Regions from separate parts of the Homo sapiens genome. Here region 1 is linked to region 2. Evidence: read pairs that join two places in POLR2A ChIA-PET (ENCODE). Cell type or tissue: Panc1. All regions are shown on one strand. Each heading gives the region's core, and the rest is flanking DNA. Links, peaks and the distances in the headings are about the cores only. Region 1 holds the start of LINC01273 (long intergenic non-protein coding RNA 1273). Region 2 has its middle 31 kb from the start of TRERNA1.

Region 1 (15,183 bases), core at 3,366-11,365, 98 kb before region 2:
AAATTAGCTGAATGTGGTGGCGCACGCCTGTAATCCCAGTTACTTGTGAGGCTGAGGTAGGAGAATTGCTTGAACCTGGGAGAGGGATGTTGCAGTGAACCGAGATCGTGCCACTGCACTCCAGCCTGGGTGACAGAGTGAAACTCCATCTCAAAAAAATAACTGAAATAAATAAATAAATATAAAAATAAAACAGATTAATGAATAAACAGAGGTAGAGCCCCACCAATGCCACTTTTGAGAATCTATCCTGAGGAGCTCATCATGAAAATAACTCAAGCCTGCTCCTCACCACACATTCATTTAGGCTTTTCTTTAGATAAGATCTCTGTAGCCCAGGCTCAAGTACGTCGGCACCATCACAGCTCACTGCAGCCTCAACACCCCCAGACTCAGGTGCCCTTCCCTCCTCTGCCTCCCAAGTAGCTGGGACCACAGGCACGCACCACCATGCCAGGCTAATTTTTTTTTTTTTTTTTTTGGAGACAGGGTCTGCCACTCTGTCACCCAGGCTAGAGTGCAGTGGCACAATCACGGCTCACTGCAATCTCAGCCTCCCCAGGCTCAAGCAATCCTCACATTTCAGCCTCCCAAGTAGCTGGGACTACAGGCACACACCACCACACCTGGCTAATTTTTTTGCATTTTGTAGAGACAGGATTTTGCCATGTTTCCCAGGCTGGTCTCAAACTCATGGGCTCAAGCGATCTGCCTACCTCGGCTTCCCAAAATGCTGAGAAGCCACTGTGCTCGGCCTAGTCATTTAAACATTTTAATGATGAAAACTATGGAAACCAACTCAGTGCTCAGCTTTGCCACCCCCACTGGAGCACCTGGGGACTCAGCCTGAGGCTGTGGGAGGCATCAGGTGCGGGAAGCCTCTGAAATGAAGGGAAAGGTTGAACGTGGTTGCGTTTGCTTTATTACAGAAAGAATTATTCCAGCTTTCATCCAGTTCTCAGGGCCAGGCCGGTAACCCCCACAGAGGTGAAGGCCCCTGGTCAGCTGGGTGCTGGGTGCCCACCGGGTGCTGACATGCATACTCAGACCCCTCAAGAGGAAAGGGTGGCCTCCTTCACCAGGAAGCCGGCGCTGGTCCCGGCCCTGTCGCCGGGAACGTAAGCAACTGGGCCTCTTTTTCCTGGGCATTTATGCTGTGCCAGGCACTGCCCGAGGGGGTTGTATTTCTTCATATATTTATTCCCTTCTCTTCTGGTACCTGCCATCCACCTCTTCTCACCCCCACTCAAAGGCAGCCATTCTGTCACTTTGTGTCTTTTTGCTGGAATGTGTCCCTGCAAAACACATGTGGCTACTTTGTGGCATGAACACTTGTGTGAAGGGTTTTGTAGCTGTGGCTCATCCACGGTCCTTTCTATGAGCAGTCCCCAGTCTCAGCCGCCCAGTCCCTGGGGTAGACACCCAAGTGACCCCCAACCTGCCCCACCACAGATAAGGTGAGCTGCCACCTCCTTGCACCCTCTAGGGCTGGTGTGAGGATGTCTCTGGGACTTTGGCTTGAGAGTAGGTTGTAGGGGATGGGGGGACTAATTTGACTAAGTACCAGGTGCTCTACAGAAAGGCTGTCCCGTCTCCACTCACACCAGCTGTGCCCAAGGGTTTTATATCCCATATCTTCCACCACCGCTTGGTACTATTCACCATTTTTTTTTTTTTTTTTTTTTGAGACAGAGTCTTGCTCTGTCGCCCAGGCTGGAGTGCAGTGGTGCAATCTCAGCTCACTGCAACCTCCACCTCCTAGATTCAAGCAATTCTCGTGCCTCAGCCTCCCGAGTAGCTGGGACTACAAGTGCCCACCACCATGCCTGGCTAATTTTTGTATTTTTAGTAGACACGGAGTTTCTCCATGTTGGCCAGGCTGGTCTCGAACTCCTGACCTCAGGTGATCTACCTGCCTTGGCCTCCCAAAGTGCTGGGATTTCAGGCGTGCACCAACACACCTGGCACTATTCACCTTTTAAATTTTTTTTTAATTTTGAAATACTTTCAGACTTAGAGAAAAGTTACAAATACTTCAAATATTTCCCAAATGTTTTCATTTTACTACATTTGATGTATCATATTCTCCTTCTTTCTCTCTCTCTCTCTCCACAGACACACACACACACACACACACACGCACATGTGTCGTTTTTTGTTTGTTTGCTTTTTGAGACAGGGTCTCTCTGTCACCTTTTTAATTAGCCAGGCGTGGTGTTGCACATTTGTAGGCCCAGCTACTCAGGAGGCTGAGGTGGGAGGATCGCTTGAATCCAGGAGTTCGAGGCTATAGTGAGCAGGTATCATGCCACTGCACTCCCTCCTGGGCAACAGAGCGAGACACCATCTCCAAAGAAAAAAAAAAAGAAAAAAAAACAAAACAAAAAGATGTCTGCGGTTGGGCATGGTGGCTCATGCCTGTAATCCCAGCACTTTGAGAGGCCAAGGCGGGTGGATCACGAGGCCAGGAGTTCAAGACCAGCCTGGCCAACATGGTGAAACCCTGTCCCTACTAAAAATACAAAAATTAGCCGGGCGTGGTGGTGGGCGCCTGTAATCCCAGCTACTCGGGAGGCGGAGACAGGGGAATCGCTTGAACCCGGGAGGCAGAGGTTGCTGTGAGCCGAAATTGTGCCACTGTACTCCAGCTTGGACAACAGAGCGAGACCCTGTGTCAATAAATAAATAAATAAATAAATAAATAATGTGACCTGTTAATGTGAGTTACATATTTAATTTAAAATTGTCTAGACTGACCAGCCTGTGCAACATAGTGAGACTCCATCTCTATGAAAAAATTTAAAAATTAACTGGACATAGTGGTGCCTGCCTGTAGTCTCAGATACTTGGGAGGTGAGGCAGGAGGACTGCCTGAGCCCAGGACTTCAAGGCTCCAGTGAGCTATGACTGCACTCCAGCCTCGGTGACAGAGCAAGACCTTGTCTCTAAAAATAAATATTTTCTTTTTTGAGACAGAGTTTTGCTCTTGTTGCCTGGGCTGGAGTGCAATGACACTATCAGCTCATCGCAACCTCCATCTCCCGGGTTCAAGCGATTCTCCTGTCTCAGCCTCCCGAGTAGCTGGGATTACAGGCATGCACCACCACACCTGGCTAATTTTGTATTTTTAGTAGAGGCGGGGTTTCTCCATGTTGGTCAGGCTGGTCTCAAACTCTCAACCTCATGTGATCCATCCACCTTGGCCTCCCAAAGTGCTGGGATTACAGGCGTGAGCCACCGCACCCGGCTTCTTTTTTTTTTTTTTTTTTAATTTTTTGAGACAGAGTCTCACTCTGTTGCCCAGGCTGGAATGCAGTGGTGCTATCTCTGCTCACTGCAACCTTCACCTCCCAGGTTCAAGCGATTCTCCTGACTCAGTCTCCTGAGTAGCTGGGATTACAGGCGCCTGCCACCACGCCTGGCTAATTTTTTTTGTATTTTTAATAGAGACAGTGTTACACCATTTTGGCCAGGCTGGTCTCGAACTCATGACCCCAGGTATTCCACCTGCCTCAGCTTCCCAAAGTGCTGGGATTACAAACATGAGCCACTGCACCCCGCCAAGGGTTGTAGTTCTTAAAGTCTTTCTTTATCAGGCATATAAGAATGAGACCCCTCTCTTCATGGTCTGCCTCTATTTGTGAAGGTTTTCTTAACATTAGTGACACCAGGCCAGGCGCGGTGGCTCACGTTTGTAATCCCAGCACTTTGGGAGGCTGAGGAGGGCGGATTACGAGGTCAGGAGATCGAGACCACGATGAAACCCCGTCTCTACTAAAAATGCAAAAAATTAGCTGGGCGTGGTGGCGGGTGCCTGCAGTCCCAGCTACTCCAAGAGGCTGAGGCAGGAGAATGGTGTGAAGCTGGGAGGCGGAGCTTGCAGTGAGCCGAGATCGCACCACTGCACTCCCTCCTGGGCAACAGAGCGAGACTCCATCTCAAAAAAAAAAAAAAAAAAAAAAAAAAAAACATTAGTGACACCATTTTGATTCTGACAACTGTCACACATTTTTTTATTGTGGTAAAATATTTAACAGAATATTTATATTTTTCACCATTATTAAGTGTACAATTCAGTGGCATTAAATGCATTCACACTAGGCACAGTGGCTCACACCTGTAATCCCAGCACTTTGGGAGGCCAAGGCGGGAGAATTACTTGAGCCCAAGTGTTCAAGACCAGCCTGGGCAACATAGCGATACCCCCATCTCTACAAAAAAATACAAGAAAAATCAGCCAGGCGTGGTGGCACGCACCTGTAGTCCCAGCTACTCGGGAGGCTGAGGTGGGAAAATCACTTGAGCACGGGAGGTCGAAGCTGCAGTGAGCTAGGATTGCACCACTGCAGTCCAGCCTGGGCAACAGAATAAGACCTTGTCACAAAAAACAAAGAAAAGAAAAAAAATTCACAATGCTGTATACTCGTCATAACTCTCTGTATCCAAAACTTTTCCATCATCCCCAACACAAACTCTGTCCTCATTCAACAATTCCCCCCTCTCTCCAGGTAATCTCTATTCTATTTTCCATCTCTCAGAATCTGCCCATCCCAGGTACCTCATACAACATTGTCCTTCTGTGTCTGGCTTCTTTCACTGAGCACAATGTTTTCCAGGTCCATAGGTGTTGTGGTCTGTGTTGGAATGTTCTTCCTGGGACAAAACAAGGCCTGTCTGACTCCAGGGCTGCCCCCGATCCCCCACGCCCACCTGCCTGTCCCCTCTGCAGGCCTCAGTGCTTCTGTCTGTAGGAAGGGAAGGGCTGGGCGGCCTGCTGGGCTGGTCACCTGCCACCTTGCCGTCAGCGCCTTCCCTCGCGTTAATCACTGTTCAGCCAGAAAACCGAAACCCCTGAACACCGCAACAGAGACTCTCCCACAGGGAACGGGTTACAGAGACGACGGTGGAGGCAGAGGCCGAACGGGATGGGGAGGACGCTCCGAGAAAGAAATCGCAGCCGCAGAGAGCCACTGCCACCTCTAAGCTGGAGGGGCTGGTAAGGTTGCTGTAGCCCAGGGCCTGCGTCACTCCGCAAAGCGGGAGGCACAGGGGCCTGTCCCGGGGCGCTCCCCGACCGGGGCCTCCCGTTGGCCAATAGGAACTCACCGGACGCGAGCCTGGGAAAGGCGCCGCAGGGTCAGCTCTGGGATACACAGAGCAGAGCTGCAGAGGGCGGAGCTTGGATCGGAAGGCAAAGAGCCCCCGCCCCCGCCCGACAGACCCTCCCTCCCTGGTCAACTCCTACCAGGCAGCCCCCACTGTGGCTCCAAGCCCTGGCTTCTCGGACCCAGCTTCCTTCTGTCCCGCTGGCCTAGGGTGGAGCGCCTCCAGCTGTGGCCAATGCTTCACCTGGCCTTTCTGCATCTCGGCTCGTCCGTCCTCTGTGTAAGCAATGCCTGTATTCCATCCCTTCTGTCTGAAATGCCTAGGGTGGTCTCCCTCTTCCAGACTGGCCCCCAATGAGACACCAGTGGTGCTGTCGTTTACAGAGTGGCCACAGTGCTACCACGGGAGGTTAGTGGATGGCTGAGTCATGAACCAGAAAGGAGGGCAGAAGTGAGGTGAGATGGGTCCCCAAGGCAGGGCCACTCCGTGGTAAGTGCAGGATCTCAAGGCAGACCCTGAGCTTTACAGAGACGTTGAGTGGCCACAATCAGGCCCCCAGCTCAGCCAGTGGACGGGCTCCATGTGGCACTGGGCCAAAGAAACCAGCCTCCACTGAGGGCCTCCTGTGTGCCCAGCTGTATTCCCACGTCAACCCCATCTCAGCTGGCAGGGCTCACCGTAATAGAGGACTGCAGACTGTGTGGTTTAATCAACAGAGATTGTTGTCAAGGTGTGAGCGGGGCTGGCTTCTCCCGCAGCCTCGCTCCGGGGCTTGTAGATGGCCGCCTTCTTGCTCTGGGCTCACATGGCCCTCCCTCTGTTTGTGTCTGTGTCCACATTTCCTCTTCCTATGAAGACAACGATTATATTGGATTAGGGTCCACCCTAATGACCTCATTTTTACTTAATTACCTTTTTTTTTTTTTCAAGAGGGAGCTTCACTCTGTGACCCAGGCTGGAGTGCAGTGGCGGGATCTCGGCTCACTGCAACTCCCGCCTCCCGGCTTCCAGCAATTCTCCTGCCTCAGCCTGCCGGGTAGCTAGGATTACAGATGTTCACCACCATGCCCAGCTAATTTTTGTATTTTTCCTAGAGATAGGGTTTCACCATGTTGGCCAGGCTGGTCTCGAATTCCTGACCTCAAGTAATCTGCCCACCTCCACCTCCCAAAGTGCTGGGATTACAGGCGTGAGCCGCTGTGCCTGGCCACTTAATTACCCCTTTAAAGGCCTTATTTCCAAATACAGTAACATTCTGAGGTACTGGGGGTTAGAATCTCAACATAATTATTTGGAGGAGGTCATCATTCAGCCTGTGACACCCCCCAGTTTCACAAGGTGGGCATTATCGGCCCTGTTTTCCAAATGAGGAAACTGAGGCCCAGAGAGTGGCTCACCCAAGGCCACCCAGAGCTGGGTCTCCTCAGGTCCAGGGCTCCCCACCCCCCACACCATGAGCAGGGCTGCTGCTCCACCTGCCAGCCCAGGGAATCTTCTGTCACTCTCTGTGACTGCCGCAGACCCTGGGAAACGGATTCCAATCCCTCTTCCTTTCGTTCCCTCTGCTGTGTGTAATAAGATGATGACCCACCATTTATTGGCCCTTTCCTATGTGTGAGGCTCTTCCACTAGCATTTCTCATGCATTCCATACACACACACGACACGGCTCCTCTGGCTCTGCTCAAGCCTCCTCAGAGATGCCCTCCTCACACACCCCACTTGTAACAATGCCTCCACCCACACCAGCACGCCTCCTGCTTTATTTTCGTTTGTAGTGTCATAAATACCTGAAATTAGGCTGGATACGGTGGTTCACGCCTGTAATCCCGCCACTGGGAGGCCGAGGTGGGTAAATTACTTGAGGCCAGGAGTTCGAGACTAGCCTGGGCGACATGGAAAAACCCCATCTCTACTAAAATACAAAAATTAGCCGACTACTAAAATACAAAAGTTAGCCGACATGGTGGTGTGTACCTGTAGTCCCAGCTACTTGGCAGGCCAAGGCATGAGAATCACTGGAACCCAGGAGGTGGAGGCTGCAGTGACTGAGATGGCACCAGTGCACTCCAACCTGGGTGACAAACTGAGACTCTGTCTCAAAAATAAATAAATAAATAAAAATAATACCTGAGATTATATCACATGCATGCTTATTGGTTTGTTGTGTTCTCTGCACTAGACTGTAAGCTCCAGGAGGGCAGGACCCAGGCCTCATCCCCTGCTGTATCCCTGGCACCTAGATGAGATTGTCAGTCACTGACATCTTTATTGAAATGTTGTTTCAATAAATTATTAAATAAATTAGTTCTTTCACCCAGCCCTCACCAATAATCTGTAACACGGGCCTTAGGATCCTTATTTTATTTTATTTTTTTTGAGACAGAGTCTTGCTCTGTCTCCCAGGCTGGAGTGCAGTGGCGTGATCTCAGCTCACTGCAACCTCTGCCTCCCAGGTTCAAGTGATTCTCTTGCCTCAGCCTCCCGAGTAGCTGGGATTACAGGCACACGCCACCACACCCAGCTAATTTTTGTATTCTTAGTAGAGATGGGGTTTCACCATGTTGGCCAGGCTGGTCTCGAACTCTTGACCTTGTGATCTGCCCGCCTCAGCCTCCCAAAGTTCTGGGATTAAAGGCATGAGCCACCGCACCTGGCCCAGAATCCTTATTTTACAGAAGAAGAAAGTGAGGCTCAGAGAAAGTCCCAAATCCACCCAGGCTCACCCAGCTAGTAAGTAGTGAAGCTGGAATTTGAACCCAAGTCTATGCTTGCAACCTCCACACCCAGGCCACCTCCTTGCCTTGACCTTCCTTCCAAATCTCTCCCTGCTCTGTGCCTTCCCAAACCACCCTCACACAATTGCCCCGAACCTCTCTTCTTCTAGAAATTCCCAATACGTAACCAAGCTGGGCTGCAGTATCCCTTTGTGCCAGCAGGTGTCACCAGAGAATCCAGAAAGCCATAGTCCGCGGTCTTGCACTCCAGAGCACAGTTCATACTCTGATTTACTTAATCACTTTTAAGGATATTTCCAAGTTTTTGCTCCACAAAGGAAGGTGCAGCTGCATCCTGGCACCTGTGTTCATGTGCTATGTGGTGAGAATTTCCCTGGGAATGGATTCCTAGAAATGCAATTGCAAAAGAGCAAAAATAACTTTAAATTGCATAGATTTAAAGATTTGCTAAGCCGGGTTTACAACTGAGAAATGTGAGACCCAGAGAGGGCACATGGGTGGCTCAGGGGCACACAGCTAGCTAGTGGAAAGGCCAGATTTAGAACTAGTAGTACTAGCTCCTCTGGGCCAGGCGCGGTGGCTTACACCTGTAATCCCAGCACTTTGGAAGGCCAAGGTGGGCAAATCACTTGAGCCAAAGAGTTCGAGACCAGCCTGGTAGAGTGAGACCTTGTCGTTAAAAAAAATACAGAAAAAAAATCAGCCAGGCACGGTGGTACACACCTGCAGTCCTAGCACTTTTGGAGACCAAGGTGGGCAGATCACTTGAATCCTGGAGTTTGAGATCAGCCTGGGCAACATAGTGAGACCATGTCTCTATAAAAAATACATATATATATCTCCAGCTGTGGTGGCACACATCTGTAGTTCCAGCTACTCAGGAGGCTGAGGTGAGAGGACTGCTGGAGCCCAAGAGGTCAAGGCAGCAGTGAGCCGTGATCACACCACTGCACTCCAGCCTGGGCAACAGAGCGAGACCCTGTGTCAGAAAGAACTAGCCTCCAGCCATGAATATTTCTACTGCACCTGGACGTTGCTCCCACCTAGGCTAAGGCAGAGTCTTTGTGCATGAATCTGTATGGGGGCCTGGATCTGACTGCTTCTTTGGTTATTCAATCATCCATTTATTCATTAGACAAACTACAATGGTGGGATACAGGCTCCATGCTGTAAGAAAGGTTCAAATAACAACTGCCTCCTAGTCAAAAAGTAGTTTGTTTTCCTCTCTCATATTAATCTGAATGAAAGTGATCCAGAGCTGCATAGTTGCTTTACGGTGTCAGGAACCCAGTCTTTTGCTATCTTGCGCTCTTTTTGTTGAAGACAACTGGCAGTTTTCATCTTATGGTCCAAAATGGCTGCCCAAGGCTGGACACAGTGGCACATGCCTGTAATCCCAGCACTTTGGGAGTCCAAGGTGGGCGGACCACTTGAGCTCAAGAGTTCAAGACCAGCCTGGGCAACATGGTGAAACCTCATCTCTACAAAAAAAAATTAACCAAGCGTGGCGGCAGGTGCCTGTTGTCCCAGCTACTTGGGAGGCTGGGTGGATCGCTTGAACCCGGGAGGTGGAGGTTGCAGTGAGCTGAGATCGCACCACTGCACTCCAGCCTGGGTGACAGAGTGAGACCCTGTCTCAAAAAAAAAAAAACCCTATGTTGACTTCTAGTCAACATAGTACTGGTAGTTCTAGCCAGAGCAATTAGGAATGAAAAAGAAATCAGGCCAGGCGCAGTGGCTCACGCCTGTAATCCCAGCACTTTGGGAGGCCGACGCGGGTGGATCACGAGGTCAGGAGATCGAGACCATCCTGGCTAATACGGTGAAACCCCGTCTCTACTAAAAATACAGAAAAATTAGCTGGGCGCGGTGGCGGGTGCCTGTAGTCCCAGCTACTCGAGAGGCTGAGGCAGGAGAATGGCGTGAACCCGGGAGGTGGAGCTTGCAGTGAGCCGAGATCGAGCCACTGCACTCCAGCCTGGGCGAAAGAGTGAGACTCCATCTCAAAAAAAAAAAGAAAAAGAAATCAAAGGCATCCAAACGGAAAGGAAGAAGTAAAATAATCTCTGCTCTCCAATGATATGATCTTATATGTAGAAACCCTAAAGATTTCACAAACTAAGAAAAAACTGTTAGAATTAATAAATGAATGCAGCAAAGTAGCAAGATACAAAGTCAGCACACAAAAATCAGTTACTTTTCTCTACACTGACAGTGAGTGATCTGAAACAAAAATTATAAAAACAATTTCATTTACAATAATATCAAAAAGAAGAAAATCCTTAGGAATTAATCCAAAAAGTGAAAAACTTGTACAATGAAAACTACAAAACAGGCCAGGCTTGGTGGCTCCTGCCTGTAATCCCATCACTTTGGGAGGCCAAGGTGGGCAGATCACCTGAGGTCAGGAGTTCAAGACCAGCCTGGCCAACAAGGTGAAACCCCACCTCTGCTAAAAATACAAAAAATCAGCCGGGCGTGGTGGCACTCACCTGTAGTCCCAGCTACTCGGGAGGCTGAGGCAGGAGATTTGCTTGAACCTGGGAGGCGGAGGTTGCAGTGAACTGAGATAGCGCCACCGCACTCCAGCCTGGGTGACAAAGCAAAACTCCATCTCCAAAATAATAATAATAATAATAAGTGTTGGTGATGATGTAGAGAAATTGGAACCCTTGTGCACTGTTGGAATATAAAATGGAACAGCCAGGCCGGACGTGGAGGCTCACGCCTATAATCCTAGCACTTTGGGAGGCTGAGGCAGGTGGATCACTTGAGGTCAAGAGTTCAAGATCAGCCTGGCCAACATGGTGAAACCTTGTCTCTACTAGAATACAAAAATTAGCTGGGCATGGTGGCGCACACCTGTAATCCCAGCTACTTGGGTACCTGAGGCAGGAGAATGGCTTGAACCTGGGAGGCGGAGGTTGCAATAAGCCAAGATCACGCCACTGCACTCCAGCCTGGACAACAAGAGCAAAACTCCGTCTCAAAAAAATAAACAAATAAACAATAAATAAATAAATAAAATTTAAAAATGGAACAGCCAACCTGGAAAACAGTATGGCAGTTCTTCAACAAATTAAACACAGAAATTACCATATGATGCAGCAGTTCCACTTCTGGGTATATACCCAAAAGAATTGAAAGCAAGATCTTGAAGAAATATTTGTACACCCATATTCCATTAGCAACAGTGTTTACGATAGCTAAAAAGTGGAAACAACCTAAGTGTCCATCATCATCGATCACATGAACAAACAAGCAAAATGTGGTCCTTCAGCCTTAAAAAGGAATGAAGTTCTGACTCAAGCTATAATGTGAATGAAAGAGAGAGAGAAAAAAAAAGAGAAGAGAAGAGAAAAGAAGAAAAGGCAGCCGCTTTTCAAATGAGCTGACCCTGAGCCAGGCTTCTAGGAGCCAGAGGTGACTCAGCAGAGGCCCCACCCTCGATTCGCATGGGGAGACATTCCGGGGCAGCCTCCCGCTGACGTGTCTCAGCACATAATCACAAAGAGCCAAGCACGCATGAGTCAGAAGCAGTTATATCCCTAAGTCATAAAGCAGCAGCTGGGCCCAAGATTCCTGGCATCCTTCCAATCTCACCTCCCCCGCCCTATTTACCCAGGAGCAAAAGAAGCGGAGGGAAGCAACACAGCGCAGCGTGACTACGTGCTTGATCTGTCTCCTCCTAACGGGCATGCAGGTTGGTTCCAGTTTCCAGCGATCCTAAACACACTTGGCTGGACCTCCCTGTGCCTACAGAGGTGGGATTTTGTGACATAGGTGGGGGGAAATGGAATTGCTGGGGTGAATTGTAGATCCACGGGAGCTCCATTGCAACAGAAAAAGGCATGCCTCTTCAGTTTACTTACAGGTCAGGATTTCTAACCTTGGCCCCATTGACATCCTGGACTGGGTCATTCTTTGTTGTCAGGCAGCGGGGGAACCGTCCTCTGTAGGATGTTTAGCAGCATCCGTGGCTTCTACCCAATAGATGCCAGTAAATCACCACCTCCAGTTGTGACAACCAAAAATTTCTCCAGACATTGCCAAATGTCCCCTGGGAGTCAAAATCACCCCCAACTGAGAACCATTGCTGTAACTGTACAGAGCCTATGAGGATGAGGAGGATTTCTTTTTCTTTTCTTTTTTTTTTTAGACAGAGTCTCGCTGTGTCGCGCAAGCTGGAGTGCAGTGGCGCAGTCTCAGCTCTCTGCAACCTCTGCCTCCTGTGCTCAAGTGATTCTCCTGCCTCAGCCTCCCGAGTAGCCAGGATTATAGGCATGCGCCACCGCGCCCAGCCAATTTTTGTATTTTTAGTAAAGACGGGGTTTCACCATGTTGCCCAGGCTAGTCTTGAACTCCTGACCTCAGGTGATCCACCTGCCTCGGCCTCCCAAAGTGCTGGGATTACAGGCATGAGCCACCGCGCCTGGCCTACGAGGAGGATTTCTAAGCACAGATTCTTTAAACAGGTTTTATGTGTTATTGACTTTCTTCTCTTTGGGCAGAAGGACATTTTACCTCCCTAGAAGGGGTGCAATGACATTGATAGTCACTAGTTTAAGAATAAGAGATGTCCCTTGCAAGCAGACTCAGAGAAAAAAAAAAGGGTCTCAGTTCCTAATTGGGATAAATAACGAGATTTGAATCTGAACGATAGAAATTAAATTATAGGCCAGGCGCAGTGACTCACACCTGTAATCCCACTGCTTTGGGAGGCCGAGGCAGACAGATGACGAGGTCAGGAGATCGAGACCATCCTGGCCAACATGGTGAACCCCATCTCTACTAAAAAAAAAAAATACAAAAATTAACTGGGTGTGGTGGCGTGTGCCTGTAGTCCCAGCTACTCGGGAGGCTGAGGCAGGAGAATTGCTTTAACCTGGGAGGCGGAGGTAGCGGTGAGCCAAGATCACGCCATTGCACTCCAGCCTGGGCAACAAGAGCGAAACTCCATCTCAAAAAAAAAAAAAAAAAAAGAAAAGAAAGAAAAGAAGTTAAATTATAGCATTGCACCAATGTGACATTTTCTGATTTTAAAAACTATAGAGTTCCTATAAGATAATGTCTTTGTTCTTAAGAAATACACACTGAAGAATTTAGGGTAAAAAGGCATTATGTCTGTAACTGACTCTCAAATGGTTCCGAAAAAATGGTACACATGGAGAGAAAGAAGGATAAATCACGTGTAGCAAAATGTTGATAATTAGGGTATTGAGAGTTTATTGTACTATTCTTGCAACTTTCTGTAAATTTGAAAAAAAATTGAATTATTATTTTTAAAGGCATTTTTTTAGAAACTCACCTATGTTTTGTTCTAGTTTTTAAAGCAAGTTTTAATCTGTCATTCCCACCTGCTCCCAGGAAAAGGAAAAACATCATTGTATGATTGTGCCCTGGATCTAGACACAATTAGGGCACAGTCCCAAGAGGCTTCCAGAAAAAGGTTCTCAGTATAAGTGTGGCAGGCAGGAAGATCTCTTGCGTATATTTGTAAAATGCCTGGAAAGAAATTCCACCGAACATAAACAGTGGGTGGTGATGGTCCTATTGTCTATTGTGTCCCTCTGTAACCACCCTCTCCCTGCACTTGCCCCCTTCCCCAGGCAACCCAGGTGCCTTAGGTAAGTGACCCCATTCCCTGCCCTGCCTTGGAGGGCCGGATGAGTCAAAGAGTAATCTTATCCCTCTGCTAGTGAGTACAAATGAAGTCTGTGGGCCAACAAGGAGCGAGGAGCAGTTTCCTGGAAGCCCTGGGCTGGTGTTTGACTTGCTTTGAGATAGAATAAATGGGAGAAAGAGACTTTATGGGACATCTGGGCCTAGGGCTCCTGGATGCTGTGCTGAAAACACCACGTACAGAAGCCAGTCTAACCTTCTGGATGATGAGAGCCCAGATGCAGTACAGAGGTGCCCCAGCCAACAATCAGCTGCTATCTGAATCCCATCTGGATCCCATCTGAATCCCATGTCACCATGAATGAGGCCACCTTAGCCCAGCCAGCACAGCTGAAAGCCAGAAGCAGCCGCATGCACAAGCCCAGGGGAAGCCCACAGAGGAACCACCAGCCAACACACAGAATTGCAAGCAGTTAAGCAACTAAGATTAAGACAACAATTTTAAAATGAACCAGGTCCGGCCGGGTGCGGTGGCTCTCAGGCCTGTAATCCCAGCACTTTGGGAGGCCGAAGCGAGCGGGTCACCGGAGGTTGGGAGTTCGAGACCAGCCTGACCAACATGGAGAAACCCCGTCTCTACTAAAAATACAAAGTTAGCCAGGCGTGGTGGCGCATGCCTGTAATCCCAGCTACTCGGGAGGCTGAAGTAAGGTTATAACATGGCCTGGCGTGCAGTACGTGCTCAATAAATGCTCACCGTTATTGTTGATCAGGCATTTCTGATCTTGTCCCCTATGCCATTCACTATGAGGGCTCACGATGACAGGCAAGAAACAAGTAATCTACTAGGGAAATAATTGGGGAACTCTCAGGAACACCACAATGGCTAGAGAGCCTAGGAAAGCAGTTCATACACTGGAGGCCAAAAAGAAGGACTCGTGCCTGCCATGTGTGTGGCAGAAGCTTCCGAGTATCAACTATTAATAATATCATTTTCCTTTCTTATTATTAATAGAACCCCAGCTTTTAAGTTGGTCTCCGCAGAGGACAACTGCATTCTCCAGCCTCCTGTACAGCAGAGAGTGCCATGTGACTAAGACCAAGTTCTAACCAGTGGGATCAAAGCAGGGAAGTGTTGCCTTCTTTGCCCCTTCCTGCTGGCTGGAATATGACAAAACGGCTGCAGCATGAGCAACCTTCTTGGGCCCTGAGGTGGAAGCCACCTGTTGGTTGACCGACCAGATGGTGGAGTGACCAGATAGAAGGGGCCTGGTGATTGTGGATTCTGCCACACTACCTCTGGTCCCCTATACCTATGTGAAAGGAAAAGAAATGTCTGCCATGTTCGTGTGTGTGTGTGTGTGTGTAGTGTGTGTGTGTGTGTGTGTGTCTGCCATGTTTAAGCCACTATAACTTTGGGATATCTGTGGCTTATAGTCAAATCTAATCCAAACAAATGCACCTCTATGTCCCCCTCACAGATAAGAAGATTGATGCAAGGGAACCCCTGATGTGGCCATAACACAAAGATAGCTTCAACCACCACCGATACGGAGCTGGACTCCGCCCTTCCTGGCCTCCTGGCCTTTTATTCCCCGCTAATTCCTCTGGATTCCTAATGACTCCCATTCCCTGCATGCACACCAGGTACAGTCACATCTCCTGGCGTTTACTCTTGCCATACCCAGTGTCCAGCTTCCCTCCCTTATCTTTGTTTT
Region 2 (15,183 bases), core at 3,815-11,814:
CTGTGGGTTCTTCATCCTCAGTCAGCCCTCCCAAGGGAGGAGAGGAGAGGTTCCAAAATTATTTCAGGCCAGATATGGTGGCCCACTCCTGTAATCCTAACACTGGGAGGCCAAGGCAGGAGGATCACTTGAGCCCAGGAGTTTGAGACCAGCCTGAGCAACATAGTGAGACCCCTGTCGCTATAAAAAGTTAAAAAATTAGCCAGTGTAGCCGGGCGCGGTGGCTTATGCCTGTAATCACAGCATGTTGGGAGGCCGAGGCGGGCAGATCACGAGGTCAGGAGATCGAGACCATCTTGGCTAACACGGTGAAACCCTGTCTCTACTAACAATATAAAAGATTAGCCGGGTGTGGTGGCAGGTGCTGAGGCAGGAGAATGGCATGAACCCGGGAGGCAGAGTTTGCAGTGAGCCGAGATTGCGCCACTGCACTCCAGCCTGGGCGACAGAGCGAGACTGTCTCAAAAAAAAAAAAAAAAAGGTTAGTAGTGCACGCCTGTAGTCCCTGCTAGTCAGGAGGCTGAGGTGGGAGGATCACTTGAATCTGAGAGGTCGAGGCTGCAGTGAGCCATGATGGTGCCACTGCATCCAGCCTGGGCGACAGACGGAAACCCTGTCTCTAAAAAATAAAATGGCCGGGCGCGGTGGCTCACACCCGTAATCCCAGCACTTTGGGAGGCTGAGGCTGGTGGATCACGAGGTCAGGAGATCGAGACCATCCTGGCTAACACAGTGAAACCCCATCTCTACTAAAAATACAAAAAATTAGCCGGGCGTGGTGGCGGGCACCTGTAGTCCCAGCTACGCCGGAGGCTGAGGCAGGAGAATGACGTGAACCCGGGAGGTGGAGCTTGCAGTGAGCCAAGATCGTGCCACTGCACTCCAGCCTGGGCGACAGAGTGAGACTCCGTCTCAAAAAATAAATAAATAATAAAATGCTGCTGGAAAACCCCAGAACAAATTCGTGGTTAAATCTAAAGGTGGCCTCTTCTGTGCTGAGTTACCCCCAAGAGGAAAACAAATCCTGTCTCAAATCCTAGAGTGTGCACTTTACCTGGCTTCCCTGGGTCACACCTCCGGTCCCCAGCCCCTGCCAGGTTTATATACCAGAGGGGATGCGGGCTGGGTGGACCTGGGCTTAAGGCCTGTGAAACAACACTCAAAACCCTCTGAGACAGTTGTTTGGATCTGTGATCTTGTGGGCACTGTGTCCCACGTTTGTGTAATTTGCTCTTCCTTGGTGGTGGGTTTACAGATGGTCTAAAGTTTATGGACAGAGTTTAAGCCTAGGGCACACAGGAAGTGCTTGTCTGAGGTTCAGATGTTGCCACGTTTTTGTTTTTGTTTTTTTTCCGAGACGGAATCTCTCTCTGTCGCCCAAGTTGGAGTGCAGTGGAGTGGTCTTGGCTCACTGCAACCTCCACCTCTTGGATTCAAGCAATTCTGCCTCAGCTTTCTGAGTAGCTGGGACTACAGGCATGCGCCACCACGCCAAACTAATTTTTTGTATTTTTAGTAGAGACAGGGTTTTACCATGTTGGCCAGGCTGGTCTTGAACTCCTGACCTCAGATGATCTGCCCCCCTCAGCCTCCCAAAGTGCCGTGAGCCACCGCGCCTGGCCAGATGTTGCCACTTTTGCCAGGTGGTTTCCCTGGGTCACACCTCTGGTCTCCAGCCCCTGCCAGGTTTGTGTACCGGAGGGGATGCATCCACTGGTAATTTTCACTGTGTGGAAACTTGTGGTGTGGGGAAACATCTGTCGTTACCTGACAAAGGTCGGGGAGACAGCAGGTGTAGAAAGCACCCCTTCTGGCTGACCAACAGCAAGCCAGCCATGGGGCCCCACTGCCCTGGATCTCTGACTGACTCTGGTCTTGGGGCAAGAGCCAGTTCCTTGGACTGCATCTCCACTGGAGAAAGTTCTCCGGCCCTCTGGGTGGGAGCACTGTTGGCTGTACTGCACCTTTAGCTGTGGTGTTGCATAACGATGTGGATGGCGTCACATAAACGGAGCGGCCCCTGCCTCTGTGCCCCTTTCCACCCTGCCTGTGGATCCCTGCTTGGCCTTTTTTTTTAGACGGAGTTTCAATCTTGTTGCCCAGGCTGGAGTACAATGGCATGATCTCGGCTCACTGCAACCTCTGCGTCCTGGGTTCAAGATATTCTCCTGCCTCAGCCTCCCGAGTAGCTGAGATTACAGGCATGCACCACCATGCCTGGCTAATTTTGTATTTTTATTAGAGACGGGGTTTCTCCATGTTGGTCAGGCTGGTCTCGAACTCCCAACCTTAGGTGATCCGCCCGCCTCGGCCTCCCAAAGTGCTGGGATTGCAGGCATGAGCCACCGCACCCGGCCCCTGCCTGGCCTCTTGCACCTCCCCTCAGAGAACCTTAGGGAGCCCAGGGACAGTCACATTCCCTCTCTTGGCCTGTCCCTTCTTGACGTCACTCCTTCATCACGGAGCCTCATGACAAAGTTCAAGATACAGCATTAGGGATTTCCTTACTTGGCAGAGGAGGAAATTCCTTTAAGAAGAGGCAGCTTGGCTGGGCTCAGTGGCTCACGCCTGTAATCCCAGCACTTTGGGAGGCCAAGGCAGGCAGATCACCTGAGGTCGGGAGTTTGAGACCAGCCTGACCAACACGGAGAAATCCCATCTCTACTAAAAATACAAAATTAGCTGGGTGTGGTGGCACATGCCTGTAATCCCAGCTACTCAGGAGGCTGAGGCAGGAGAATCACTTGAACCTGGGAGGTGGAGGTTGTGGCGAGCCGAGATCACGCCATTGTACTCTAGTCTGGGCAACAAGAGTGAAACTCAGTCTCAAAAAAAAAAAAAAAAAAAGGCAGCTTGTGAAAGCTTCATTCTTTCCAGTTTGCAAGAAACAAGCTGCTGGGGTGGGTGGATTGTACAGAGCTCTGAGCTCCAGAAGATAACAGATCAACCTCAAAGACTTCCTTGTGAGACCTGGGCAAGGTCACCTGCTAGATGCAGTCAGCTGTCACACACGGGCCAAGGTGACCTTGGGAGAGAGGAGACCTTAGGCTAGAGCCACCTCATTGCTGCTGGTGGCCCTGTCACTGTGAGAAGAAGACACGGGCCACATCCTTGGGGTTCTGATATGTGTCTGATGTTATGCAGCTGGGTGGGGACAGGTGAGTGTGAAGGTGTTACTAAGTACTGGGCACATGGGCTGAGTGAATGCCAGATCTTTCTGATTTTCCAAGGAAGCTGTGAAGGCAGATTTGTACGTGAAGTCTCCCTACATTTATGTGTCAATTAACAGAGTTGGCCAGAGGCAGTGGCTCATGCCTATAATCTTAGCACTTTCGGAGGCCAAGGCTGGCAGATCCGTTGAGCCAACAAGTTTGAGACCAGGCTGGGCAACATGGTGAAACCCCGTCTACCAAAAATATAAAAATTAGCCGGGCATGGTGGTGCACGCCTGTAATCCCAGCTACTCGGTAGGCTGAGGCAGGAGAATTGCTTGAACCAGGGATGCAGAAGCTGCAGTGAGCTGGGATCACACCACTGCACTCCAGCCTGGGTGACAGAGTGAGATTCTGTCTAAACAAAGAAAAGAAAAACAAACAAAAAAAGAGGCCGGGTGCAGTGGTTCACGTCTGTCATCCCAGCACTTTAGGAGGCCGAGGCGGGCAGATCACCTGAGTTCAGGAGTTCGAGACCAGTCTGACCAATATGATGAAACTCCGTCTCTACTAAAAATACAAAAATTAGCCAGGCATGGTGGCAGACGCCTGTAATCCCAGCTACTCGGGAGGCTGAGGCAGGAGAATCGCTTGAACCTGGGAGATGGAGGCTGCAGTGAACTGGGCTTGCACCACCGCACTCCAGCCTGGGTGACACAGTGAGACTCCGTCTCAAAAAGAAAATAAAGGGAATAGAGTGCAGGGCAAAGTCTCACCTCTGACCCCGTTCTCCCAAGGCAAGCACCAGTGTGTGAGCCTCTGAGATGGCACAGGCAGCACGCGAGCAAACGCAAGTGCAGCCAGCACCACTCCGCATTCTTTCCCCCTCCCCTCATGCACTTCCCCCACTTTTTTACGCAAATGGGAATGTGATCTCCACTTAGCTCCTCCCCGGGATATTCTTCCCAGTGCCCTGCAGAGCAGCCTTGGGGATCCGCTCCGTAGTTAAGCGCAGCACACCCAGCACATGAAGGGCCACCACCACGGTGGCCAGGCCTGGACTGCTGGGCCTGAGGTGGTCTCTGCTGCTCTGCTGCCCGCTGGCCTCAGGGCATGTGTGTGCATTTGCATACCTCTGTAGAACACAGTTCTAGGAGCAGGTTTCTCCATCCAAGGATACAGGCATATTTTATTTTATTTTATTTATTTTAATTAATTAATTTATTTATTTATTTTATATTTTATTTTATTTTATTATTTTATTTTATTTATTTTATTTTTGAGACAGAGTCTCACTCTGTTGCCCAGACTGGAGTGCAATGGCACTATCCTGGCTCACTGCAACCTACGCCTCCTGGGTTCAAGTGATTCTCCTGCCTCAGCCTCCCGAGTAGCTGGGATTACAGGCGCCTGCCACCATGCCCGGCTAATTTTTGTATTTTTAGTAGAGATGGAGTTTCATCATGTTGGTCAGACTGGTCTCGAATTCCTGAACTCAGGCGATCCGCCTGCCTTGGACTCCTAAAGTGCTGGGATGACAGACGTGAACCACTGCAGCTGGCCTCTTTTTTTTTTCTTTTTCTTTTCTTTTTTTAGATAGAATCTCACTCTGTCACCCAGGCTGGAGTGCAGTGCTGCGATCCCAGCTCACTGCAGCTTCTGCATCCCTGGTTCAAGCGATTCTCCTGCATCAGCCTACCGAGTAGCTGGGGATTACAGGCGTGCACCACCACGCCCGGCTAATTTTTGTATTTTTGGTAGACGGGGTTTCACCATGTTGGCCAGGCTGGTCTCGAACTCCTGACCTCAAATGATCCACCCGCCTTGGACTCCCATGCCCAGTGTATTTTAACTATCTCATTCATTGCAGTAGTTATTCCTTTGTCCCTCTTGCAGGTGGGCGCCTCATCTGGCTTCTTCACTGCCATGAACCCAGTGTTAAAAATAGTGTTGAAGGCTGGGCACAGTGGCTCACGCCTGTAATCCCAGCATTTTGGGAGGCCAAGGTGGGTGGATCACCTGAGATCAGGAGTTCGAGACCAGCCTGGCCAACATGGTGAAACCCCATCTCTACTAACAATACAAAAATTAGCTGGGCGTAGTGGCACGTGCTTGTAATCCCAGCAACTCGGGAGGCTGAGACAGGAGAATCACTTGAACCTGGGTAGCGGAGGTTGCAGTGAGCCAAGATCAAGCCATTGTACCAGCCTGCGTGACAGAGCCAGACTCTGTCTCAAAATATAATAATAATAGGCCTGGCGTGGTGGCTTACGCCTATAATCCCAGCACTTTGGGAGGCAGAGGCGGGTGCATCACTTGAGGTCAGGAGTTCAAGACCAGCCTGATCATCATGGTGAAACCCTGTCTCTACTAAAAATACAAAAAATTAGCTGGGTGTGGTGGTAGGTGCCTGTAATCCCAGCTACTCAGGAGGCTGAGGCAGGAGAATGACTTGGACACAGGAGGCGGATGTTGCAGTGAACCGAGATCGCGCCATTGCACTCCAGCCTGGGAGACAAGAGCAAAACTCTGTCTCAAAATAATAATAATAATAATAATAATAAATAAATAAGTAAATAAAATAAAAAATGGTGTCTAGGCCGGGCACGGTGGCTTAAGTCCGTAATCCCAACACTTTGGGAGGTGAGGTGGGAGGATCACTGAAGCCAGGAGTTCATGACCAGCCTGGCCAACATAGTGAAACCCCGTCTCTACTAAAAATACAAAAATTAGCCAGGCGTGGTGGTGCACACCTGTAATACCAGCTACTCCGGAGGCTGAGGCAGGAGAATCACTTGAACTCGGGAGGCGGAGGTTGCATGGAGCCAAGATCACACCATTGCACTCCAGCCTGGGTGACAGAGTGAGACCCTGTCTCAAAGAACAAAACAACAACAACAACAAACAGTGTCCAGCACAAAGTCTGACTGTGTAAACTGAATGAATGAATCACTCCTCAGGGCTGGGCCTGGCCTTCCTCTCTTGGTGGGTCACATGGACCTGTGAGGCCACTGGCAGTGACAAGGGAGGGGTCCCAGTGGCCCCGTGGGGCCTCCTGTTCCCTCTGCCCTGCATGCAGGGAAGCTGGGTGGCTGGGTCAGGGGGCAACAGATGGACTGGCTCAGAAGCCTGGCCTTCCCTGGCAGGAATTTTGAGAATCAGATCTGAGCAAGTCCCCCTTACACCCATTGCCAGCCATGAAAGAGAGCAGACGGGGGTTCCACGACCCAGGGTTGTCCATGGTGGGCAGGAAGCTAAGATGGAAGCCACTGCTTTCTGATTGGCCAGGGAAGGCCTGTGCCTCAGATTCTTCAGGGTCACCAGCAGAATCCAGAGAAAGCACAGGCCACAGTGGCTTGGAGGATCCTGGAGAGGCCACCCACCTTCTTCAGAAGCTGATGGCACCTTCATTCCCTAGGCCTGGCCCTGGGGCTGGCTTCATCTTGGGGTTCCCAGTGGGAGATTCTAGTGCCCCTGCCAGGAACCAGGGGAACTGATGTGGCATGCCAAGGACATTGATTAATATAACAGTGATGTCAATACCTCACCCTCAGTCCAGGATGCTGTCTGATAGGTGACAACTGATACTGGTTGGGTAGGTGTGGTGATATGAGATTTCCCACCACCCCCCCTTTTTTTTTTTTGAGATGGAGTCTCGCTCTGTGGCCCAGGCCAGAGTGCAGTGGCGCGATCTCGGCTCACTGCAGCCTCTGCCTCCCATGTTCAAGCGATTCTCCCACCTCAGCCTCCCAAGTAGCTGGGACTACAGGTGCGCAACACCATGCCCGGCTAATTTTTATATTTTTAGTAGAGACAGAGTTTCACCATGCCGAAATTCCCTTTTAAAAATACCCTTCGGCAGGCGGGCACGGTGGCTCATGCCTGTAATCCCAGCACTTAGGGAGGCCCAGGTGGGCAGATCACTTGAGGTCAAGGAGTTTGAGACCAGCCTGGCCAACATGGTGAAACCCCGACTCTACTAAAAATACAAAAATTAGCTGGCCATGGTGGTGCGTGCCTGTAATCCCAGCTACTAGGGAGGCTGAGGCAGGAGAATCACTTGAATCTGGAAGACGGAGGTTGCAGTGAGCCGAGATTGTGCCACTGCACTCCAGCCTGGGAGACAGAGTGAGACTGCATCTCAAAAAACAAACAAACAACAAAAAAAACCCAGCAACTTTGTCTTGGCACAGTGGTTCATGCCTGTAATCCCAGCACTCTGGGAAGCCAAGGTGGGCAGATCACTTGAGTCCAGGAGTTTGAGACCAGCCTGGGCAACACGGCAAAACCCCCTCTCTACAAAAAATACAAAAATTAGCTGGGCATGGTGTTGCACACCTGTAGTCCCAGCTACTCGGGAGGCTGAGGTGGGAGGATCGCTTGAGCCCAAGAGGTGGAGGTTGCAGTGGGCCGTGATTGTGCCACTGCACTCCAGCCTGGGCAACACGGCGAGACTCTGTCTCAATAAATAAATAAACATATACATAGATATAGATATAGATATAGATATACACATATATATATACACTTAAGTAAAAACCAATTATCTAGGAGCAAATGTCAAGTAAAAGTACAGGTAGGGCTCAGATGCGGCAAAAAATCATGTTGGGGTAGGAGCCTGAGTAACATCAGCGAGCGCATACAGGTTTATCCTTTGGCCTCTGGCCCAGCTGTTAATGATATATTCATGTTTATTATCTGCCCCCTCCCACCCCCACTAAAATGTCAGCTTCAAGAGGGTAGGGATGAGGCCAATTGTGTTCACGGCTGTGTTCCTGCCATCTCACACAATGTTGGGCATACAGTAGGTGTTCAGTGAATACTTGTGAATGGGTGAATGGCTGGCTGGAAGGCCATGCATGAGTGAATGAGCGGAGGTGACACCTTCACATCCTCTCTCCGCCTCGGTGGATGCCAGTGCAGGCCCAGGAGTCAGCCGTTTCCACTACCAGCTGTGTGGCCCCGGGAGGGCTCCTTAACCTCTCTGTGCGTTTCCGTTGCCATTTCGCCGGGTTATTCTAAGGATTACGTGTGGTTTTACATGGTGTGGGCTTCTTGCAGTCCTCGGCACGGAGCACCCCTCCGTAAATGTTATTTCGCTATTGTTCTTTCCTTTCCTTTCGGTGTATTCTGCTTATGTATTCGCTATTGCTCTTCCCCATCTCACCGACCAGAAGAGTGAAGCTCCTCCCCGCTCTCCTGGCGCCCGGCTTCCCCGTTCTGGCTCGGGCCTGCACGCCCGCCCTTGGCCAGCAGAGGGCGCTAGCGCTCTAGGGACCAACGCTCCGGCTGGGCCGGGCCACGCGTCATCTCTCAGCCGACCCGAGGCTGGGGCTGGAGGAGGGGACAGGCGTGACCGCCGGGGCAGGGGTGGACCACCGGACATCTGGGTGTGTGCCTTTGGCACAGCGGGAGCCTGCTGGAGGCTCCCAAAGCGGAGTGGGCAAGCTTTTTCCCCCAGTGCGCTTCCAACCCTTTTTCTTTCTTTCTTTCTTTCTTTTTTTTTTTTTTTTTTGCGACAGGGTCTCTTGTCGCCCAGGCTGGAGTGCAGTGATGCGATCACGGGTCACTGCAGCCTCCAACTCCTGGCCTCAAGCGATTCTCCTTCCTCAGCCTCCCGGGTAGCTGGGACTACAAGTGGGCGCCACCACGCCCAACTAATTATTTATTCATTTAGAGACAGGGTCTCACTCTGTCACCCAGGCTGGGGTGCAGTGGCATGATCAAGTCTCATTGCAGCCTCAACCTCCTCCTCAAGCAATCCTCCTGCCTCAGCCTCCTGAGTAGCTGGGACTACAGGTGCAGGCCACTGGCCAATTAAAAAATATTTTTTTTTTTAATTAGCCGGACGTGGTGGCGGGTGCCTGTAGTCCCAGCTACTCAGGAGGCTGAGGCAGGAGAATGGCGTGAACCCGGGAGGCGAGCTTGCAGTGAGCTGAGATCACGCCACCGCACGGCAGCCTGGGTGACTGAGCGAGACTCAGTCTCAAAAAAAAAAAATTTTTTTTAGTAGAGACAGGGTCTCGCTGTGTTGCCCCGGCTGGTCTCAAACTCCTGGGCTCAAGTGATCTTCCTGCCTTGGCCTCCTAAAGTGCTGGGATTACAGGCGTAAGCCACCATGCCTGGCCTCCAACCCATTTTTTGCCAAGGACCAGCTGAGACTCAGAAAGGGTTGTCCAAGGTCACCCAGCAGGTGGGGGTAGTGGGGGTCATGCTGTGAATACAAGGCTTTGAAGCTCACATACCTCAAGGACCTGATAGGGGCTGTGGAGAACACAGGACTGACCACCTTTGCCTCTAGAATGCTGGCCCACATGGCCAAATCTTCCAAGTCTTCAAGAGAGACAGGGACATCAGGATGTAGTGAAATGTCTCGATTTTTATGGTAGCAATGAATTAAAGGCTTTGTTTGTTTTTGTAGAGCCAGGGTCTCATTATATTGCCCAGGCTGGTCTTGAACCCTTGGCCTCAAGCGATCCTCCCGTCTTGGCCTCCCAAAGTGCTGGAATTACAGGCGTGAGCCACCACTTCTAGCCTTATTTGTTTATTTATTTATTTTGAGATGGAGTCTTGCTCTGTCGCCAGGCTAAAGTCCAGTGGCGCTATCTCGGCTCTCTGCTACCTCCACCTCCCGGGTTCAAGCGATTCTTCTACCTCAGCCTCCCAAGTAGCTGGGACTACAGGTGTGCACCACCACACCCGGCTACTTTTTGTATTTTTAGTAGAGATGGGGTTTCACCATATTGCCCAGGCTGGTCTCAAACTCCTGACCTCAGGTGATCCGCCCACCTTGGCCTCCCAAAGTGCTGAGATTACAGGCATGAGCCACCATGCCTGGCCGCCTTTTTTATTTTTAATCACAGTTTCCACCTCTGAGCAACCTTGGAGGTAGCTCACCTCTTCCTCCCTTGGAGGAAGGTGTTTTGAAACAAAACCATCCCCCTGGTTTCTTCACCTGCCTGCCTGAGCTTCTTTAGGCTTCAGTTTACCAGTGACTGCATCTTCCAGGACTGCGCTACCCAGGACATCCCCTCCCTCTGGGTTAGGAGCCAGTCTCCATCCCTGAGCTTCCCCAGTAGAGCTTCCATTTGTTCATTTGTCCATTCATTCATTCAACAAGCATTCATTGAGTGTTTACTGTGTGCCAAATACCGTGTGTAGGGACATGCAGTGATGAGACAAAACCCTCCCTTCGTGGAGCTGATATTTGAATGGGGGAGTTAGACAACAGACAAAGAAGGAAATGCACTAGGTTCTTTTCCAGGCGTTCAGCACATACCCAAGTAAAGGAACAGAGGGCAGGCAGGCAGCAGTGGGCAGGGGGCCTCTTGGAGGAGGTGACCCCAAGTGAGGAGGAGCTGCCAGCCCTGGAGTCTGGTAGGTATTGTTCCAGGCCAAGAGAACAGCAAGAGCAGAGGCCCTGGGCGGTAAGATGCAAGTCACATTATCACATTAAGTCCACAGCACAGGGGCTGGGCGCAGTGGCTCACACCTGTGATCCCAGCACTTTGGGAGGCCGAGGCAGGTGGATCACCTGAGGTCAGGAGTTCGAGACCAGCCTGGCCAACATGGCGAAACCCTGTCTCTACTAAAAATGCAAAAATTAGCTGAGCATGGTGGTGGGCACCTGTAATCCCAGCTACTCAGGAGGCTGAGGCAGGAGAATCGCTTGAACCTGGGAGGTGGAGGTTGCACTGAGCCGAGATCATGCCACTACACTCCAGCCTGGGTAACAGAGCTAGACTCTGTCTCAAAAAAGAGTCTGCAGCACATGGCATGCAATAGACACTCTGTAAACAGATGGATAAATGGACAGATGGATAAATGGACAGATGGATAAATGGACACATGGATGAGCTTGTGGCCTTGGCAGCCCCCTCTCTTGGCTTGGTTGCCCACATCTCGCCCTGGGGGTGGACATGGACACCGCCTGGCACAAGGAAGTGGCTCAGTCAGCTCCGGGGCTCCCTGAGCTGCACCCCAGCCCAGAGTGGGGGTCTCCCCTCCCAACAGCAGCAGGAGCTGTGGACTGGCTGCCACGCCCCAGCCATTCACAATCTGGGGGACACTTCCCCTGACCTGGTCCAAATCCCAGCTCTCCAGGGTCACCCTGACCTACAGACCTGACCACTCTGAACCTCAGGCAAGGCCACCATCTGCCCACGCCAGCCCTGCCTCTTTCATACTCTTCCCTGCCCCCAGTGGCTCAGGCGCCCAAGCCATGGGTTCCTTGGAATGTAATTCTTTTTCTTCCCAGAAGCCTGGGCCGTTCACTTCCGGCCACACTGCCCTTGGTGCCTTCCTGACCCTTTGCTTTACAAACCTGACACGGTGGCCAGAGGCTTAAAGCCGGACCCAGCCACACCACCTGGCCTCCCCATCGTGCCATGGCCCATCTGTCAGCATCCTGCCCTGGGAATCTGACTGTAGACACCAGGACCCTCCACAGCCGTTTCCCACAAACCCCTGCTGGGAACATGCCTACCTGGCTGTGCCATCCAAAGGGCACTGCCCTCTACAGCTTACAGGCTGATTCCAAATCCTAGAGCTCCCGCTTCACCAGGGGCATGTTGGTATCCACACTCCAGAGCTGCCCATTCCACAGATATTTAATGAGCAGCTACCGTGTGCCCAGCACTGCCCTAGGCCCAGCAGACACAGCGGGGAACAAAATAGTCAGAAAACGCGGCCCTCGTGAAATGGATGTTCTGGGAATGGTGACAGTCAGGGCAAAGGACTAGGGAGAAACAGTAAACAGATGAAAAAGTAAACCATGTAGAAGATGAGATGGTGATAAATGCTATAGAGGGAAACAAGGCAGGGAGGGGGATAGGGGATGGGGTGGGGCAGAGGTGCCATTGAAAATTGGAATGGGGGCAGGTGCCTGATGCTTGAGAAGTGGCATTTGAGCAAAGACCTGCAGGAGGTGAGGGAGTGAGGCATGTGGACATCTGGGGGAAGAATGTGTCCTGCAGAGGAAGCAGCCAGTGCAAATGCCGTGAGGCAGGAGCATGCCTAATTTGTTGGAGAAACAACCAGGAGGCCAGTGTGGCTGGAGCAGAGTACAGGGTCAGGGAGGGAGGAGGAGGCTTAGGAGATGGGGTGGGGGAGGGGTAGTGGTGGGGCAGATCCTACAGGGCCTTTCAAAGATCCATCTTTTTCTCCAAGGGAGATGGGAACCATTGCAGAGGAGGGACGCATGTGCTCCAGGTTTTTACCTCTAGCTTCCCTCTAGCTTCCTGCAGAGAACAGACCACGGGGCATTGCTGGAAGCAGGCAGTTGACTGCAGTAGACCAGAGGGGCAGAGGATGGCACTGGACCTGGTGTTCCAGAAGAGGTAAGAACTGATCAGTGGCCGGGCACAGTGGCTCGTGCCTATAATGCCAGCACTTTGGGAGGCCGAGGTGAGAGGATCACTTGAGGCCAGGAGTTCAAGACCAGCCTGAGCAACATAGCAACAGAATGAGACTCCAGCTCCCGCATTTCCTTGATTCCGGAATGCATGCCTTTCCTGTGGCCTCTTAGACTTCCATGCAATGCAGAACGCTCAGACCAGGGAGCCCACAGGACTCAGAAGTGAGAGGGTAAGAGGGGGAAAGGAGCTGGGGGACTCCCAGGTTTTGGCCTAGCCCAGGGGAGGCTCAGGAAGAGCCAGTTTGTGGGGGCCTTCCGGTGCTGGGTGGGAGTGTGTTAAACTACGATGCCTGTGAGACCCTCAGATCAGGGGCTCAAGGAGGCTGGCCAGTCCAGAGTGACCTGGGGACAGGCACCAGAGTGGCCCCTGTGGAAATGGAGTTTAAGGTGTGAGGCTGTACTCCCAGGGAGGGTGTGGATGGAAGAAAGGAGGCCTTTGTTCAGATTAGGAAAAGTCTCCCCTCCGGCAGGCACGGCCCACCTGGGCAGACGACCTGGGAGCCATCACCCTCCCACCTCTCCTGGTGGGTGCAGCACTGTGCCAGGCATTGGGTGCAAAACACATCACTGACTGGATGCCAAGTTACACTCAGCCCTCCACTGTATGGTCCTGGGGTCTTCTGATGTCAACAGGATGAAACTGAGGCCCAGAAAGGCCAAGTGGCTTGCCCAAGATCACACAGCTTTGAGCCACAAAGTGAGATTCCACTCTGATCCCTGTGACCTTGAGCCAGTGGCCTTAGCTGCCCCTCTGCCACCCACCATGACGATAAATTAGCTACTTCTAGCCTGGCAAGGTCAACAGAGGACTTTACTTACCCTGATGAGCTGAGGTGCCTGAAGTGCCTCACAGCCACCATCTCACTTTGCTCCCAACCATTCCTTGGTAGTGTTGGTGGCCCCATTTCACAGATGAGGACACTGAGGCTCCAAGAGTCTCTGTCACTAGCTCAGGGTGACCCACCAGAGCTGGGATCTGAACCCAGGACTGGCAGCACCCAGCAACCAGTGCTAAGTACAGAGCGTTCCAGATGGGGTCAGAGATGTGAGGCAAACCAAGAATGACAGTCAAGACTTAACGAGCGGCCGGGCGCAGTGGCTCACGCCTGTAATCCCAGCACTTTGGGAGGCCAAGACAGGCAGATCACCTAAGGTCAGGAGTTTGAGATCAGCCTGGCCAACATGGCGAAACCCCATCTCTACTAAAAATACAAAAGTTAGCCGGGTGTGGTGGCGCATGCCTGTAATCCCAGCTACTCAGGAGGCTGAGGAAGGAGAATCGCTTGAATCTGGGAGGCAGAGGTTGTAGTGAGCCAAGATCGCACCACTGCACTCCAGCCTGGGCAACAAAGTGAGACTCCATCTCAAAAAGAAAAAAAAAAAAAAAGACGTAATGAGCACCTTCTCTATGCTGAGCTCATTATAAAGCAATTCATGGACTCTCCCCCAGCCCTGAGATCGGAACTATTAATCAAACCGATCTTACAGAAGAGGAAACTGAGGCATCAATGACTTGCCAGGAGAAGGTCTGTTGGCCCCTGCAGGTTCCTCTACCCCCACCGACCCTGTCCTTCCCAAAGGCCCCAAGGTGGTGGAAGAGGTCAGGCAGTGCTGGGTGACCCTGGGAAGGCTGCTGGCCCCTGGGCCTCTGTCTCCTCACCCTGACCACAGGCAATGACCCAGATCCCTGAGTTCCCCCACCCTGAAGAACCCAGCCCCAGGAGGAGGACTCCAACCCTCCTGCTCACTGTCAGCCAGGCCGAATCCATTAGGCTGATGCCCTGTGACATTTTTGCCCAAGGTCATTGCTTCCTATGAAATCATACACACCAGACCCTGAAGCCTGGCCAAACAGGGACCCTGGGAGGCCACTGAGCCCTACCAGCCGGCCAGGCTGCATGGACACCAGCTGCGTGTGGTGGTCTCTGTGTCCCACTGAAGCTCTGCTCAGATAAATCACAAAGCAGCCTCAGCTCACAGAACCCCTAGTAAAGTCCTGGTGTGCGGGGGTGCTGGGGTGGCAAAGACCCTGAGGCTCAGAGAGGGGCTCCATTTGCCCAAAGATGCACAGCTGGGGAGTGGGCTGATGGGGGCTGGAATGGAGTCTGAGAGATTTGGGATTATCCGCTCTCAGCTGGGCTGCAAACCAGACACAACTGTTGCGGCCCCAGGTCTCGGAGGGCCCTGGAGACAGATGCAGGGGTTCTTGAGTCTGGGGGAGCAGCTGCCACTGTGTGTGTGCGTGTTTGTGTGTGTGTGGGGGTGTGTAGGTGTGTGTCCAAACACACATATGCATGTCCACAAGCCATATAAGATACTGAATGGGTAAAACAAGGATTCCTGAGCAGGCAGTCTGTATTTAAATCCCAGCCCGTGATTTACTGCTGTGTGACTTTAGGCAAACAACCCCACCTCTGGATGGAAGGAGAAAGGGAGGCCTTTGTTCAGATTAGCGAAAGGTCCGCCTCCTGCAGACATGGCCCACTTGGGTAGACAACCTGGGAGCCATCACTCTCCCACATCAGGGGTGTCCTTATTTGTGTAATGGGAATGAGCGGCCCCTCTGTGTGTGCCTGGGAGGGAGCTGTCAGCCTTGGGCCCTGGCCCTGCAGCCCC

What was found. Peaks named below come from ENCODE experiments on the same cell type or tissue, not always from the same donor. Only the 100,000 strongest peaks of a DNase experiment are listed, where the experiment ranks them.
Region 1: POLR2A ChIA-PET joins it to region 2 with 14 read pairs; 12 of 35 experiments call an interaction of 5 or more read pairs at or near these places.

Annotation. Positions count from the first base shown.
Region 1 is chr20:50,162,393-50,177,575 of GRCh38, reverse strand. It overlaps LINC01273 (long intergenic non-protein coding RNA 1273), which reads right to left and starts at 5,006. Exons shown (of 3, transcript NR_109943.1): 1 at 4,788-5,006; 2 at 4,559-4,653; 3 at 905-1,295. It overlaps LINC01275 (long intergenic non-protein coding RNA 1275), which reads left to right and starts at 11,376. Exons shown (of 2, transcript NR_183899.1): 1 at 11,376-11,546; 2 at 14,481-14,809. RefSeq lists enhancers at 4,807-5,308, 10,835-12,034. In Panc1, for the core only: CTCF peaks have their summits at 7,770 and 8,030 (motif pointing right); a DNase peak (open chromatin) is centred at 8,045; H3K4me3 peaks cover 2,715 bases; H3K27ac peaks cover 7,448 bases.
Region 2 is chr20:50,064,673-50,079,855 of GRCh38, reverse strand. No RefSeq gene overlaps it. Among named protein-coding and RNA genes, the nearest start is that of TRERNA1, 31 kb to the right of the region's middle. RefSeq lists enhancers at 5,781-6,290, 6,291-6,800 and silencers at 8,297-8,536, 14,718-14,895. In Panc1, for the core only: a CTCF peak has its summit at 8,406 (motif pointing right); a DNase peak (open chromatin) is centred at 8,355; H3K4me3 peaks cover 812 bases; H3K27ac peaks cover 288 bases.